Linked DNA regions of Mus musculus: region 2 is linked to region 1. Evidence: chromatin loops called from intact Hi-C (ENCODE). Cell type or tissue: heart. All regions are shown on one strand. Each heading gives the region's core, and the rest is flanking DNA. Links, peaks and the distances in the headings are about the cores only.

The links. Hi-C counts contacts between places; a loop is a spot of excess contacts. Peaks named below come from ENCODE experiments on the same cell type or tissue, not always from the same donor. Only the 100,000 strongest peaks of a DNase experiment are listed, where the experiment ranks them.
Region 2: it touches region 1 in a loop (3-fold over the local background); 2 of 42 quality-filtered maps call a loop at or near these places.

What each region holds. Positions count from the first base shown.
Region 1 is chr1:163,774,572-163,782,911 of GRCm38, forward strand. It overlaps Kifap3 (kinesin-associated protein 3), which reads left to right and starts at 5,012. Exons shown (of 20, transcript NM_001305643.1): 1 at 5,012-5,331. The coding sequence starts at 5,300. Gm51663 (predicted gene, 51663) reads right to left here and starts at 4,969. Exons shown (of 2, transcript NR_165475.1): 1 at 4,802-4,969. In heart, for the core only: a CTCF peak has its summit at 4,874 (motif pointing right); a DNase peak (open chromatin) is centred at 5,000; H3K4me3 peaks cover 1,392 bases; H3K27ac peaks cover 922 bases.
Region 2 is chr1:163,990,470-163,998,809 of GRCm38, forward strand. BC055324 (cDNA sequence BC055324) reads right to left here and starts at 4,327. Exons shown (of 24, transcript NM_201364.2): 1 at 4,141-4,327; 2 at 251-290. The coding sequence starts at 4,251. It overlaps Mettl18 (methyltransferase like 18), which reads left to right and starts at 4,420. Exons shown (of 2, transcript NM_027279.3): 1 at 4,420-4,602; 2 at 5,445-6,774. The coding sequence starts at 5,643. The coding sequence ends at 6,731. In heart, for the core only: a CTCF peak has its summit at 4,387; a DNase peak (open chromatin) is centred at 4,372; H3K4me3 peaks cover 2,399 bases; H3K27ac peaks cover 1,379 bases.

The DNA.
Region 1 (8,340 bases), core at 32-8,031:
AGGGACAAAATCCTAATTAACAAAATCAGAAATGAAAAGGGAGACATAACAACAGATCCTGAAGAAATCCAAAACACCATCAGATCCTTCTACAAAAGGCTATACTCAACAAAACTGGAAAACCTGGACGAAATGGACAAATTTCTGGACAGATACCAGGTACCAAAGTTGAATCAGGATCAAGATGACCATCTAAACAGTCCCATATCACCTAAAGAAATAGACGCAGTTATTAATAGTCTCCCAACCAAAAACAGCCCAGGACCAGACGGGTTTAGTGCAGAGTTCTATCAGACCTTCAAAGAAGATCTAATTCCAGTTCTGCACAAACTATTTCACAAAATAGAAGTAGAAGGTACTCTACCCAACTCATTTTATGAAGCCACTATTACTCTGATACCTAAACCACAGAAAGACCCAACAAAGATAGAGAACTTCAGACCAATTTCTCTTATGAATATCGATGCAAAAATCCTCAATAAAATTCTCGCTAACCGAATCCAAGAACACATTAAAGCAATCATCCATCCTGACCAAGTAGGTTTTATTCCAGGGATGCAGGGATGGTTTAATATACGAAAATCCATCAATGTAATCCATTATATAAACAAACTCAAAGACAAAAACCACATGATCATCTCATTAGATGCAGAAAAAGCATTTGACAAGATCCAACACCCATTCATGATAAAAGTTTTGGAAAGATCAGGAATTCAAGGCCCATACCTAAACATGATAAAAGCAATCTACAGCAAACCAGTAGCCAACATCAAAGTAAATGGAGAGAAGCTGGAAGCAATCCCACTAAAATCAGGGACTAGACAAGGCTGCCCACTTTCTCCCTACCTTTTCAACATAGTACTTGAAGTATTAGCCAGAGCAATTCGACAACAAAAGGAGATCAAGGGGATACAAATTGGAAAAGAGGAAGTCAAAATATCACTTTTTGCAGATGATATGATAGTATATATAAGTGACCCTAAAAATTCTACCAGAGAACTCCTAAACCTGATAACCACCTTCGGTGAAGTAGCTGGATATAAAATAAACTCAAATAAGTCAATGGCCTTTCTCTATACAAAGAATAAACAGGCTGAGAAAGAAATTAGGGAAACAACACCCTTCTCAATAGTCACAAATAATATAAAATATCTTGGCGTGACTCTAACTAAGGAAGTGAAAGATCTGTATGATAAAAACTTCAAATCTCTGAAGAAAGAAATTAAAGAAGATCTCAGAAGATGGAAAGATCTCCCATGCTCATGGATTGGCAGGATCAACATTGTAAAAATGGCTATCTTGCCAAAAGCAATCTACAGATTCACTGCAATCCCCATCAAAATTCCAACTCAATTCTTCAACGAATTGGAAGGAGCAATTTGCAAATTCGTCTGGAATAACAAAAAACCTAGGATAGCAAAAAGTCTTCGCAAGGATAAAAGAACTTCTGGTGGAATCACCATGCCAGACCTAAAGCTTTACTACAGAGCAATTGTGATAAAAACTGCATGGTACTGGTATAGAGACAGACAAGTAGACCAATGGAATAGAATTGAAGACCCAGAAATGAACCCACACACCTATGGTCACTTGATCTTCGACAAGGGAGCTAAAACCATCCAGTGGAAGAAAGACAGCATTTTCAACAATTGGTGCTGGCACAACTGGTTGTTATCGTGTAGAAGAATGCGAATCGATCCATACTTATCTCCTTGTACTAAGGTCAAATCTAAATGGATCAAAGAACTTCACATAAAACCAGGGACACTGAAACTTATAGAGGAGAAAGTGGGGAAAAGCCTTGAAGATATGGGCACAGGGGAAAAATTCCTGAACAGAACAGCAATGGCTTGTGCTGTAAGATCGAGAATTGACAAATGGGACCTAATGAAACTCCAAAGTTTCTGCAAGGCAAAAGACACCGTCAATAAGACAAAGAGACCACCAACAGATTGGGAAAGGATCTTTACCTATCCTAAATCAGATAGGGGACTAATATCCAACATATATAAAGAACTCAAGAAGGTGGACTTCAGAAAATCAAATAACCCCATTAAAAAATGGGGCTCAGAACTGAACAAAGAATTCTCACCTGAGGAATACCGAATGGCAGAGAAGCACCTGAAAAAATGTTCAACATCCTTAATCATCAGGGAAATGCAAATCAAAACAACCCTGAGATTCCACCTCACACCAGTCAGAATGGCTAAGATCAAAAATTCAGGTGACAGCAGATGCTGGCGTGGATGTGGAGAAAGAGGAACACTCCTCCATTGTTGGTGGGATTGCAGGCTTGTAAAACCACTCTGGAAATCAGTCTGGCGGTTCCTCAGAAAATTGGACATAGTACTACCGGAAGATCCAGCAATACCTCTCCTGGGCATATATCCAGAAGATGCCCCAACTGGTAAGAAGGACACATGCTCCACTATGTTCATAGCAGCCTTATTTATAATAGCCAGAAGCTGGAAAGAACCCAGATGCCCCTCAACAGAGGAATGGATACAGAAAATGTGGTACATCTACACAATGGAGTACTACTCAGCTATTAAAAAGAACGAATTTATGAAATTCCTAGGCAAATGGATGGACCTGGAGGGCATCATCCTGAGTGAGGTAACACATTCACAAAGAAACTCACACAATATGTACTCACTGATAAGTGGATATTAGCCCCAAACCTAGGATACCCAAGATATAAGATACAATTTGCTAAACACATGAAACTCACGAAGAATGAAGACTGAAGTGTGGACATTATGCCCCTCCTTAGAATTGGGAAGAAAACACCCATGGAAGGAGTTACAAAGACAAAGTTTGGAGCTGAGATGAAAGGATGGACCACGTAGAGACTGCCATATCCAGGGATCCACCCCATAATCAGCATCCAAACGCTGACACCATTGCATATACTAGCAAGATTTTATCGAAAGGACCCAGATGTAGCTGTCTCTTGTGAGACTATGCCGGGGCCTAGCAAACACAGAAGTGGATTCTCACAGTCAGCTAATGGATGGATCACAGGGCTCCCAATGGAGGAGCTAGAGAAAGTACCCAAGGAGCTAAAGGGATCTGCAACCCGATAGGTGGAACAACATTATGAACTAACCAGTAACCCGGAGCTCTTGACTCTAGTTGCATATGTATCAAAAGATGGCCTAGTCGGCCATCACTGGAAAGAGAGGCCCATTGGACACGCAAACTTTATATGCCCCAGTACAGGGGAACGCCAGGGCCAACTAGGGGTAGTGGGTGGGTACGGGAGTGGGGGTGGGTGGGTATGGGGGACTTTTGGTATAGCTTTGGAAATGTAAATGAGCTAAATACCTAATGAAAATGGAAAAAAAAAAAACAGGTTCTGCTTTTTATCCTTGACTGACCTGGAACTGGCTACATAGACTAGGTTGGCCTCCAAGTCATACTCAGCCTCTGCAAGAATCTTTAATATGTTCATTTGAATGTAAACTATATTTTGATCTTTTAAGTTTAGGTATATGAAGGCTTTATATTAAAAAGATATTTTTAGTTATTTTGCTGTGCGTGTGTGTGTGTGTGTGTGTGTGTGTGTGTGTGTGTGTGTGTGTGTGTGCGTGTGTGTGGTGTGTCACCAGACACATGTGTAAGTCAGAGGACAACTTGCAGATGTAGCTTCCTCTCCTCCCATGGTGTGGGTCCCAGAGATAGAACTCACATTCTCAGAGGTGGAGGCAGGCTTCGTTGCCAGCCTTTACAGAAGTTTTAAAGCAGTGGTTCTCAACCTTCCTAACACTATGACCCTTTAATAAGTTTCTCACGTTGTGGTGACCCCCAACCATAAAATGATTTTGGTTGCCACTTCGTAACTACTGTACTTTTGTTACTGTTATGACTCTTGATGTAAATATTCGTGTTTTCCAATGACTTTAGAGACCTTCGTGAAAGGGTCCTTCCACCCACAGAGAGGTCATGACTCACAAGTTGAGAACCACTGCTTTAAAGTAGTGTGCCTTGCTTTTATTGTTAAAGATGTTGTGAACGATAATTTGTGCATTTTTTGCCTTGGTTTGAATAATCAATATTTGAAATAGAAAGTCCAGTTAGGAAGAATCCCATGTGTGAACCGATTAGACTAATCATCAGAGTGTGGATGGAGAGAAAAAGCTGCAGATAATGACTACCTTAACGATAAGACAGAACTTTGTGACAGTTTGTTAAGAAGACTTTGATAAATATGGAGAATGTAGTTTGCCTGGAATTCCTTATTGATAAATTGAAAGAATAGTTACAACTTTATCAGAAATAAATTTAATTGGTGTGAGTTGGTAGGGGCATAAAACATCTCTTTAATGTCTCTCTGCATGACATTTTATGCATAAAAATCTATCACTATTAACTCTTTTGAAGGAATGGCTAACAATGTGATACCAGAAGACGGTGATGGACAGGTTAAAGGATCTCAAAGCAGAGCAGACAGCTTGCTTTGGCTAAAAAGCGGCTCTTTTCTCTCTCCAAATTGTCAGCAATTATTTGCCTTAGAAGAAACAATTTCTCAAGAATCTTGAGTTAAAGTTAATCAGTGGACGATTTGGAAGTTCAGAAGTTGGCTTGTTATAATGGAAGGGAGTGTTTTCTACTTTGGGATTTTAAATGCCACTTTCAAAGTTGATCCAATCCACATCACAGACTATTTCCACCAGCTAGAATTCAGTGCAATCAATGCAGAACCTTTTACATGTTCCAAAATAGAAGCTCCACCAAAGAAGTTGTTGTCAAAGGCTAGTCTGATCACCATCATTAGTTAGCTAGAAGGTTCACTGGTTACCTTGTCTCCTTTCACGCTAAGGACTTTACGTTCCAATTTTGCAGCTTGCAATGCTTCTTCCTTTCCCATCCTCCAGGGGGCAGTGACCAGGAATATGCCTCTAAATCACAGGCTCCCAGATCAGTACCAAACCCTTCCTGCGCTGTTCCTGGGAGCGTCAGATTTGTCGCAGGAGCCTCACCCTGAGCCTGCGCAGACTGTAGCTGTCGCGTGAGCGCATGCGCCTTGCGGAGAGTTCGGCCCTGACGGCTCTGGGCGGGTCTGGGCTGCTCCAGTGTTTTGGGGCCCAGGAGCAGTGGGAGGAGCCGGCGGGTTCACCGTGGTAACCGCTGCGCCGCCGCCGCCGCCACCGCCACCGCCACCGCCGCCCCGCCTTGCAGGCCTTGGGACTGTCACCGCTCTGCTTTGAGGGTACTTTGGCCGGGTCTCCGGAAGTAGCCCTCCCAGATTCTCAGACACTCCCATTCTCCCCACGCCGCTGCCGCCGCCGCCGCCGCCATGCAAGGCGAGGACGCCAGATACCTCAAAAGGTGATGACCCGGGCTCCGCCCTGAGCAGGTCCTTAGGTGTTTCCCGGCTGACCATGGGATGTCCAGGGGCAGAGCTAGACACGAGAAGGGGTGGGACGCAGGGAAGGAAAGAAAGAGGAGAAAATGATGGGGTGGAATAAAGGATGGGCCCTGCGGGGGCGCGAGGTCCTCTTTGGCTTGGAGGTGTCCTGACAGCATCTGATGATGTCCTTGCTACATTAATCTATAACCTCATTAAGAGGCAGGTTAGGCGAGATAAATCCCATATTTCCTAGGTTTTGTTTTTTGTTCTGCCCCACTCTCCTGGATTCCTCAATAGATAAATCCCATGGAAGCTTGGAAATGAATTCTGTCACATCACCAATTTGTGTTCAGTTTGAGATTCATAAATCATGGTGGGGTGTGTGGAATAAAGACGGACGTGGTGGTTTTTGCTTTATGCAAGACTGGATTGAGATGTTCAGTCAGCTGGTCTTGGTCCACTTTACTCACTTGACGGTCACATACACTGTATAATTTCTGTAGGAAGTTCATTATTATTAAGACCTTGGCATGCGAAAGCCTACTATTTTTTTTTTTTACATATGTATGATATCAGCTACACCAAGAAAAAGGAAATTTTGTGAGATTCCTTAATGTCTGTAGAAAAATAAGACCACCCATGGTTAGAAAAATATACCTCTCACTGAACCAACTGTGAGGGAGCAGTGAATAAATCTTTTAAAATGCTAATGTAGAGTCTCTATTTTTCGTTAAAGCTCTGTTGCTAATCCACTGCAAAGAGCACATAGATTTGGTTTTTTGGACATAATTACTTCATTTGAAAATGAGAGATAATACTTTCTGAAGGACATAAGGACAAAGTATGAAAATACTTTTGAGAGAAAAACCATGCATGTTAGGTGGTGACATTAAGTCCTAATAAAATTTGTTAAGTGTATTTTCCCTTACTTGATAGGGTTCTAGCCATATCTTGCAAGAAATTAGAAATAATCTTGCAAGTGGTAGTGGATTCTTGAACATAGTCAAATAGTTGTAAGATAAATCAACTATACTGCTTGTACAAGACAAGGGAACACAGTGCTTTGTCTTTTTCATTTTATATCTTTAACGAAAAGGCAAATGAGAAGACTTTCAGTAGAGATTTGTAAAAAGGAATATGTAATAAAAACAAATACATGGTCAGAGTACTCATTCTAACGTCATTTTGTTACCATATACACATGTGCCCATTCCCATACTCCTGTACACACACTCTTTATCTGTCAAATACAGTACACTTTCTAATTTCAACTTTAAACCGAAGGTTGTTTTAAAGAACATGCTGCCATTGTAGCATTTGCTGATTTTCATATACTATGGGTGTGTCAGATGTGGTTTTATTTAGAGTCATTGTACTAGTGTGGACCCTCTTAAAACCACATCATCTAGAAAACAATCAATACAACTGATCTACTTACTCACTGTGATGTTTTAGTCATAATCTGGAAAAAGATTTTAAAAACATTGTTCAATTTTGTCTAAGTTTGCATTGCCTTAGCATGTGTATATTTACATACACACATACATGATATATATTGCACATATATATTGCATGTGTATATATATATGTGTGTGTGTGTGTGTGTGTGTGTGTGTATGAGACATACAGACATAATGGAAAAGGCATGAACTTGCTGGATTTGATATATATGATACTTTGTTCAGTTTTTTTCACAGTGTATAATTATGTTTCACTTTTGTTATATTGTGCTATACTATATATAGTGTGCTATAACACTTTATTCCTTTGTTGTAACTACTGAATAATATTTATTGCATGGATATATTATAAGCTGTTCGTGACCGAGTGTTGATAGGTATTCAGGGGGTTTGTGCCTATTGCCTGTTAGGAATAACTTGACAATCAACATGACAAGGTTTTGTTGAACACTTCTCTCTCTTCAGTCATATAAGCTTGGCATACAGGAACATGAAGAAATTCCCTGTTAGACTCATTGAAGAACCAGCAGGGAGGTTTCCTCAGTTCTGTACCTTATATGTTCCCCCGTATGTATGAGGGCTCCAGTTATTCCCACACTTTGCCTGTTATTTTCTCTTTGTGTTTCATGTGTTTGCTCTGTAATTGTAGCTATTCTAAGGGCTGTAAAGTAGTGTCTTATTCTGTTTTGATTTGCATTTCCTAATTACGAAGTAAATTGAGCTCCTTTCATCCTCTTTGGTCATTTGTCTTTCTTTTTTAGGAAAAAGTGGTTACTGAAATATATATATATATATATATATACATATATATATGTATATATATATATGTATATATATATGTGTGTGTGTATATATATATATATATATATATGGCATTATTAAATATGCAATTTACAAACATTTGTCCCAGCCTTTGGTTGTCTTTTTACTGTCTTGAATATGTCAGTACTGTCAACAATTTTGATTTGTTGAAGTCTAATTTATTAATACTTACTGTGGCTTTTGAAACCGTATTTAAGAAACCATTGCTAAATTCAAGGTCATGAAGCTTTTCCTTATGTTTTATAGTTTAAAGTCTTAAATGCTGGTCTCTTCTCCACTGGAGTTAATTACTGTATATGGTGGTTAAGAATATCTAATCTTCTTAGCATCGTTTGTCAGAGATTGTTCTTGCTCTGTGTGGATACTTGGAGCATCCTTGTTGAAGATTAACTGGCTGTAAACATAGGTCATATCTTGCACTGTCAGTCCTAATCCACTATTAATATGACTATTCCTTGAGCTGATAATGTACTGCTTCAATTGGGAGTGTTTACATTGAGTGGGGCGAGTCCCACAACATTGCTGCTCTTTATCAAGATTATGTTTGTTGTTTAGGGTCTTTGTTTCCATGTAAATTTTAATGTTGTCTTTTCCTTCTCTAGGCTGTCAGGGGGTTCTGTTGACTCCCTGAGTCGTCTGGGGAAAATACTACTCTCTGAATAATGAGTGATCCAGTCCTTGAACATAGGATGGCTTTCATTTTTT
Region 2 (8,340 bases), core at 82-8,081, 220 kb after region 1:
GACATGGTATAACAATACCCAATCTTGGTCCCAGCACAGCATAACACTAAAATTTTTATTGTGCTTATACATCATCAAAAATGGAATTTAAAACTTAAAAACACTATGATTGGAAGGAACTGGCTCATTTTATGTAACAGGAAGTTACTGAAGTTACAATAAAGAAAAGGTTAAATCTGAAGGTAATATAAACCTGTAAAGTCTACTGGCATTCATATACTTATCACATATACAACATAATCTTACTTACGGATATGTTCAATCCAACTTTCAGAACATTGATACATAGAGTAAAATATAAATTAAGGAATAAATTTAAAAAGAGTGCTTAAAATTTGCTGATAAACCCTAAGAGACTGAAATTATGCCCAAATCCCTGGCTTTCTTTTACCTTTGAAAACTTAACATTTATCAAGTGAACAAAGATTTTGTGAAAATATTTTAAGGATATTAACCCTAATTACTTACGGTTAAGGAACTTTCCAACTCAGTGTAGTCATGAAGCACATATGACTGATGGAAGAAAGCACTGAATAATCCCAAGTTTCAGTTTCAGAAACTCTCCTTCACACTTCTACTTGTATCTCCATTAACTAACATATTACTTACACACCTATCTTACCAACCTTACCCAGTGAAAATCTTCTGCATAGAGGAGCTTGAAGTTGTTACAACTAGATATCCAATAGAAGAGGTAATGATAGACACAGTACAAATTACACTTGTGTATCACTGAGAATTTTTAGAAATATTTTATTGTAAAAGTAGTAAGAACCCTTGTACAATGTCAAGAAAATGGGTACTCATAAACATCACAAAATTCTCTCTTCTGAACTTTCACTCTGCATATTTTATAAGTGCAATCAAATGCAATGAAGTAACCCAATTATTTTTTTCTGTTCAGAAGGGTAGAATCTGTCAACAGGACCAATTCCAGTTTAAATTCAGAAAGTTTGCTACTCCACAATTACATTATAAGCCTGAAAATATTCAGGCTGGGCAATATATAAGAAGAAAAGCATGAAACTAATTTTAAGTGATAAGATTGTGATCTACTTCACTTTTCTTCCATTTGTTGTACATAATGAAAGTAAATACTACTATACTGAAAACTACTTATTTGAGACACCTAGGCATTTTTGTGTGGGGAGGTGGGCACTGTGAGAACAACCTGCAGCAATCCTACCTTGTGGGTATCAGGGATTGAACTCAGGTTATCAGGCTTGGCAGCAAAGCGCCTTGACCCACTGAGTCACCTTGGTAACAACACCTAGGCATTTTTATTGAATACATATGTGCCAGTAACTATTCTCAGTGGTAAGGATAAAAGCAAGTTCCTGCTTCTGTACTTAGCAGTGCAATTAAGAAAAAAAGTGGATAGGCAAATAAGTTCTTTTAAGGATCAAATGGTCTCCAGGAAACTGTAAGCAGCACCATAAATGTAATAGTGTGCTGGTCAGTCTTAGGTCAAATTGACATGAGCTGGTCATTTGGAAGAAGGGACTCTTGAGTAAATGCCTCCATAACGTTTGCCTAAAGGCAAGTCTATAGTGCATTCCCCGATCCTTAGTGAAAATAATCTTTTCTAAAACAATATATCCTGATTACAGTTTCCCCTCCCTCTGCTCCTCCTAGTTCCTCCCCAGCACCCCTCCCATCAGGATCCTCCCTTTCTGTCTCTATTAGAAAATATCAAGCTTCTCAGAGATAAGAAAACACAAAATAAATTACAGTAAGATTTTAAAAAAATCAAATTTGGACAAGGCGAGCCAACAGAAGAAAAAGAGCCCAAGAGAAAGCATAATACTCCGACCCACTTGTTCACATACTCTGGCGTCCTATCAAAATACTAAGCTGAAAGCTGGAATACATGCACAAGAGAATTTGGTGTGGTTCTTGTGTATGCCGTGCTTGCTGCTTCAGTCTCTGAGTTCGTGTGGGCTTTGCTCACTTGATTTGAAGTGGATTTTCTTGATGACTGATGTGAAAGTGCCTAGCTCACTTTGAGCAGTATTCACTGGGCTGGTGGCGTTGGGTGCTAAGAAAGCAGACTGAGGAGCAAGCCAGTAAGCAGTCCTCCTCCACAGGCCGAGGAGGAAGCCAGTAAGCAGGCCTCCTCCACAGACTGAGGAGCAAGCAGTCCTCCTCCACAGACTGAGGAGTAAGCAGTCCTCCTCCATAGACTGAGGAGAAAGCAGTCCTTCTCCACAGGTCTCTGCTTTGCTTGAGTTCCTGTCCTCACTTCCTTTGATAATGGACTGTGATATGGAACTTCACTCAAGCTGAAATAAAGCTTTTTCTCCCCAAGATGATTTTGATCATAGTGTTTTAACAAAGCAATCAAAACCTTAAAAAAAAAAAAAAAAGTTAAAGGTTTCAAGGACTGCTTAAGATTGAGAAAAAGGAGCCGGGTGTGGTGGCACACGCCTTTAATCCCAGCACTTGGGAGTCAGAGGCAGGCGGATTTCTGAGTTCGAGGGCAGCCTGGTCTACAGAGTGAGTTCCAGGACAGCCAGGGCTACACAGAGAAACCCTGTCTTGAAAAAACAAAACAAACAAACAAACAAAAAAAGATTGATAAAAAGGTTCCTGTAAGAAAGTAACTCTGAGGAAGCCCAGAATGAGATGTTGAAAAGACTGGAGAACAAGCTGGGCTGAGAACAAAGACCCTGAAGTAGGTCAGCCTGATGATTGGTGGACTGAATGTAAGGACATTATGTATGAAGGACAGGCCAGGTTCAAACTATAGGGAACCTTGGAGACAAGTTCAGACTGTGTTTTTAAAATTAAGCCACATATAAAAGAGGGAGGTTTGGAGTTGTTTGTTTGTTTGTTTGCTTGTTTTTACTCTAAACTTTGTTAAGAATGTATTATAGAAGAACTATGTAGAAAATAAAAAAAATATTCCTAGTACAGGTTGTAAAGATTAGAATCACAGTGGGGGACAGGTAGATTCATGGAGTAATTTAGAATCAGAAATCATAATTAGCTGGTTGCAAAAAGAGTGTTCAAGGTTTACTTACAGAAGAAAACCTGGAAATGAGATTTGCGTTTTCAGTAGGTAGCAAGGTAAGGTAGAAATGGTACTCTAAATGTAGTGTGGTACCTGTAATACTGAGGGGAGGGTAAATAACAGATATCTTCATTCCCTCTAAGCCTAGCAGTCTGAGACACACATTACATAAATAAACATCTTTTGAGTAGGAAAACAGTTGTTTCCAGGAGGAAATTCCATAAAAACAACCCTTCTCGTTGACACACAAAAATTCCAGCACTGCAAACTCAGGATTACTGCAAACCCAAGACCAGTCTGTTTTGTATAGCTAGTATCAGGCCAGTCAGGACTACCATCTAAAAAGCAAAATAATTCCATATCCACACACGGAGTACTTTAAAAACGGTCATCAGCACCACGTTGGATTTTGCTAATGTCTAAGGAATGACTTCAGTGTGAGAGAACTTAAGTTATACTATGAAACATCATTCGTGCAAGGTTTGAACTTTCACTAAATGTAATGGTATTTTCAGTTTTTGGAGGGGTGTGTGTGTGTCTGTTTCTGTGTGTGTAATTTTAAATAGAAGGTATGATCAAAATCATAAAATTAAAATCACCTTTTACATGAAGGGAGTCGACTTCCAATTACAAACACAAAAGCATTACATAATTATTCTTTGCACCTAACTCCACACAATTACAACTCGATTAAAGCCAATACCTGAAGCACCGCCTTGTAACTTAAAAGGGAAACGGGTTCGAAAGGGGAAAAGCATTTTTGTTTACAGACCATCCTTTGAAGATGTGGTACCACGGAAGAACTACAACTACATCCTTCAGCTCTCACGCTTCATCCAGATACTGAGCACCAGCGCGGGCATCTCCCACACTTAGGCAAGTGCGACCGACCGGGCAAACTTAGGAACAGAGAACTAAACTTAAGGCATGAGAGCACTCATCATTTTCAAACGCTCCAGTCGCAATCGTCCGACAATGCTAGGCGCGCCTAGCCCCTCAACCCACGGTTGTCCTCGTTCCCTTAACCATCACCTCGCAAAACAAAACAGAGTTCGAATCCCAGGCTGCCCGCGTCAGGGCGGAGCAGGCTCGCGACACACCCCCCGCTCAGCGCCCTCCAAGGATATGAGGAGCCGGGGCAGCACCGAAGGCAGCTCCCGACGGCACATCTCCTCCGACCAGCTGCTGAGTTCCTCCAGCACGACCCCGCTCGCCACCTCCGCATCGTCCTGCGACATTCTTTCGCCACCCCCGAGAGACGAACGAATCCGCACGACTCCCGCCACAGCTTGGAACGCCGTCCCAGCAGGCTTTGAGAGAGCTCCGCCCCCACCAAACCATAGAGAGGAGCACTCTCGCCCCCAAGCGTCGGGGCCCTCTCTAGCTATTGGAGGACTCATCTCGTTGGTGTTCGCCGTAGGCTGAAGGCGAGTTTCTCCGGTAGTTTGTTCGCCCTGGCGTCTGACTTTCCAATGCTGAGACCAGAAGTCCTCAGGTTTGCTATCCTCAGTCCGGGGGGACTTTGAGACGACGCGTAGTTTCAAGGGTGACCTGGGCTGAGGCCAGGAATGACTCTACTCCCCTGTGAGGTGCGTTCGAGAATAGGAATGATTTTACTGGCGTGCGTGCTTCCGTTCCTACGGCTCCTGCCAAGTGAACGGAGATCCCACCGTCCAGAAATGTGCAAATTAAAACGGGTGTTATGGTCTGGCATATTGCCGGAAATGTTTCTATACAATCGATTATACTTTCCACAGTCCTAGTCTTTATTCATCCCTCCAGTCACATAAGGTGTAGAACTACGTACACATAAATGTACCGTTTGGATGAGTTTGCACACACCAGATCACACACACCTGTGTGTGTTTGAAAATGGATACCCTACTTACCCAAATAAAACCTTAAACTGTTTTTGCGAGGCAGAGATGAAGGAACAAACCTGGATGCCACTGTGAACAAAGAGAAAATAATTACTGTAGATGCGTCAGAAATTTAGGAAGATGAAGGTGAAGATGCCTGAGCACAAGGCAACTAAAAGACCAGGCAGGAAGCTGGGCATGGTGGCGCACGCCTTTAATCCCAGCACTCGGGAGACAGAGGCAGGTGGATTTCTGAGTTCGAGGCCAGCCTGGTCTACAAAGTGAGTTCCAGAACAGCCAGGGCTATAGAGAAACCCTGTCTCGAAAAACCAAAAAAAAAAAAAAAAAAAAAAAGACCAGGCAGCAGGTAGCTAGGCTGTCCTGTCTACAAATCTTGGGGTTTATTGTTCTGGTGAAGGTGGTAGCTGCTATAGCTATTCTTTTGTTTGTCTTTATGTTTTATCTTCTACTTTTGAATACTTAAGGCATCTGTGCATTTTGCTAAATCGCATACACACAGCCTTTTTTTGTTTTTGTTTTTAAACATTTTCTTTTCCCCCTTCCCTTTCCAGGGCTGAACTGAAAAAGGATCAAAGGCGTCTAAAACGTCTTTGGAGCCCCCTCTGAATACATCTGATGGTGTATACGCAGCTAACAGACATTGGGCGCAACAGAACTAATCGACTGTGTGATCGGTTATGCCATTAAATTCTTTCTAGAAGCTGAAGCATCATCCTTTGGTAAAAAAACGGTGTGCATAGAAAAAGAGGATGGCCTTTCAATTCAATTTCAGCATAGAAGAAGATCTGGAAAATAAATTAACATCCCTCGATGATGGAACTTGTGTCTTAGAAAGTCAGAAAGGAAAGCAGGACAAAAGGCAATCTACAGAACGTCCGGGCTTGCCTCGGGATCACTCTTGGAAATGCTCCTCACTGGGAAATGCAGCTTCCTCTGAAGACACTGGCAGCCCACCCCCTATTGCTGACAGGTCAGATGACCCAGAAGCTTGTAAACACCAGCCCTCCTGGAAACCTGCTAAAGAACATGTGATGCCTAAAGATGTGAATCACGTCTTAGAAAATACGGTTTTGGAAATGTTGCCAGGTCCCCAGCATGCTAACACAGCAGTAGTGAAAACCGTCTCTTTGAAAGAGAAATTCCCTGGAGAAAACATCGTTTCAAAGAGCTTTTCTTCTCATTCTGATCTGATCCCAGGTGTTTATGAAGGAGGCTTGAAAATCTGGGAATGCACCTTTGACCTCTTGACTTACTTCACAAAAGCCAAAGTGAAATTTGCTGGGCAGAAAGTGTTAGACCTTGGCTGTGGGTCTGGGCTGCTTGGGATAACTGCATCCAAAGGAGGGGCTAGGGAAGTTCATTTTCAAGATTACAACGGTTTGGTGATCGATGAGGTGACCTTACCTAATGTAGTTGCTAATGTCCCTTTGCAAGATGACAGCAATGGCAAAAATGAGCCAGATGGGAAAAGACAAAGGAAGTCAGAAGTAGGCCGAGAAATCTGTAAATGTCGCTTGTTCTCTGGGGAGTGGGCTGAGTTTTGCAAGCTTGTATTACGTGAAAAACTGTTTGTGAAATATGACCTCATTCTCACTTCAGAAACCATTTATAATCCGGATTATTACAGCACTTTGCATGAAACATTCCTCAGGCTATTAAGTAGGAGTGGCCGGGTGCTTCTGGCCAGCAAAGCACATTATTTTGGTGTTGGTGGTGGCGTTCATCTCTTCCAGAAGTTTGTAGAAGAAAAGGGTGTATTTGAGACTCGAACACTTGAAGTAATTGATGAAGGTCTAAAGAGATTTCTAATGGAGATGACTTTTAAGCACCCCAGTTAATATGCACCGAATGGCGTAATGAAATAAAAAGAATACCCCAGAATTTGTGACTGTTCAATTTCTTTTTTATTGTTATTCTGAAATTACGGTTTGGTGTTTTTTTTTTTTAATTTACTTATTGAAATAATAAGCAAAGTATAGAAGTAGTAGCCTCATGTTTTCTATGTAAAACTACAAGTTTCCTTGAGAATTTAATGAGCTCTTGAATCACTTTGTGTAAAAGTTCTTTCTCCATCCTCATTCTATTTGATCTTTCTACAATCTCTAACACTCCATAAACATGTTCCGAGGGAATACTCCCATTTCTTGACAAGTTTATGAATCTCTCTGCAGCCTTTGTTAGTTCCTTGTCTCCCTGAAGTGCCTGGCTAGATCGATACAGACTTTGATACGGACTTGGATCCCTGAATAATACTGACCTCAAGCGTCTGGTCCAAGGCCTGTGTTAACTCAGAAGATGTTTATTGATTTGCGTATGTCAAAGTGTTAGCATACTAGGCAGTTGGATTTGCATTAAGAAAAACAAACATGAATCTGTTACAGAGTGTGAAAGTGGCTGGGGATGCAGCTCTGTGGTAGAGCATTTGCTAGCGTGCAGGAGAACCTAGGTCCCAACCCAAAAGTTCAACAACAACTACAAGTGTATAGGTGGTAATGGGAGGAACAATACTTGAAGTTAATCTCTCACCACTGTAAGCCAAGTATGAGACCCTGGGACCTTGATTAGAGGAAAAGTAGGGAAGGATGACTTCAGATTCTGGGCTATAAGATCCTCAAGAAAGAAAGCGGGGATGGAAATGTACTGCTTTGGTTGACTCTGGTACAAATATCTTCATATCTCTTCCAAAATTGAGATCTACTGTGTTGGGAAAAATCTTTTTGTGTGAAGGTGTTTCTGATTGTTTTAATAAAGAACTGAATGGCCCAGAGCTAGGCAGGAGAGGATAGGCTTGACTTCTGGCAGAGAAAGGAACTCTGGGAAAGAATCAGGTGTGAGGCATTCTCCAGCCATCCATGAAGGAACAAACAGATGTTCACACTGATGAAAGGTAATGGGCCACATGGCAGAGCCTTGTGGCAGAGTGTAGATTAGTATAAACAGGTTAATTTAAGTTACACGATCTAGTTGGGAACAAACCAACTAAGACCACACTTTCATCAATAAGTCTCTATATCATTACTTGGGAGCAGGTGCCTCACTCAGAGCCAGTCTGGTGATGTGATACTGGTGTGTTATCTAAACTTTTTCTTTCTTGGAGGACCCTAAATCACACTATATCTTGGACTTAATGTGATATTTATTGGAACCCTGATGACATGTCATTTTTGTATAGTATTTTACTTAATTATAGTCTTGTATGTCACCCCCTATTTAATAATGCTTTGTTATTCCCAGTTGTGAAAGCTAATGTGTCCTCAGCATTTATTTATACACAGCTAATAAAAGTTACATAATATTATTATTTAATACTTATAACCTCAATAATGACCCTCACTTTATAGGTAAGTTGAGACTGTTAAATAGTCCTACTCAAACTTTCTACCTTAAATCATAATGTTTTATTTATTTTGTGTGTAGGATTAGGTCTTGCTAATAGCACAGACTAGC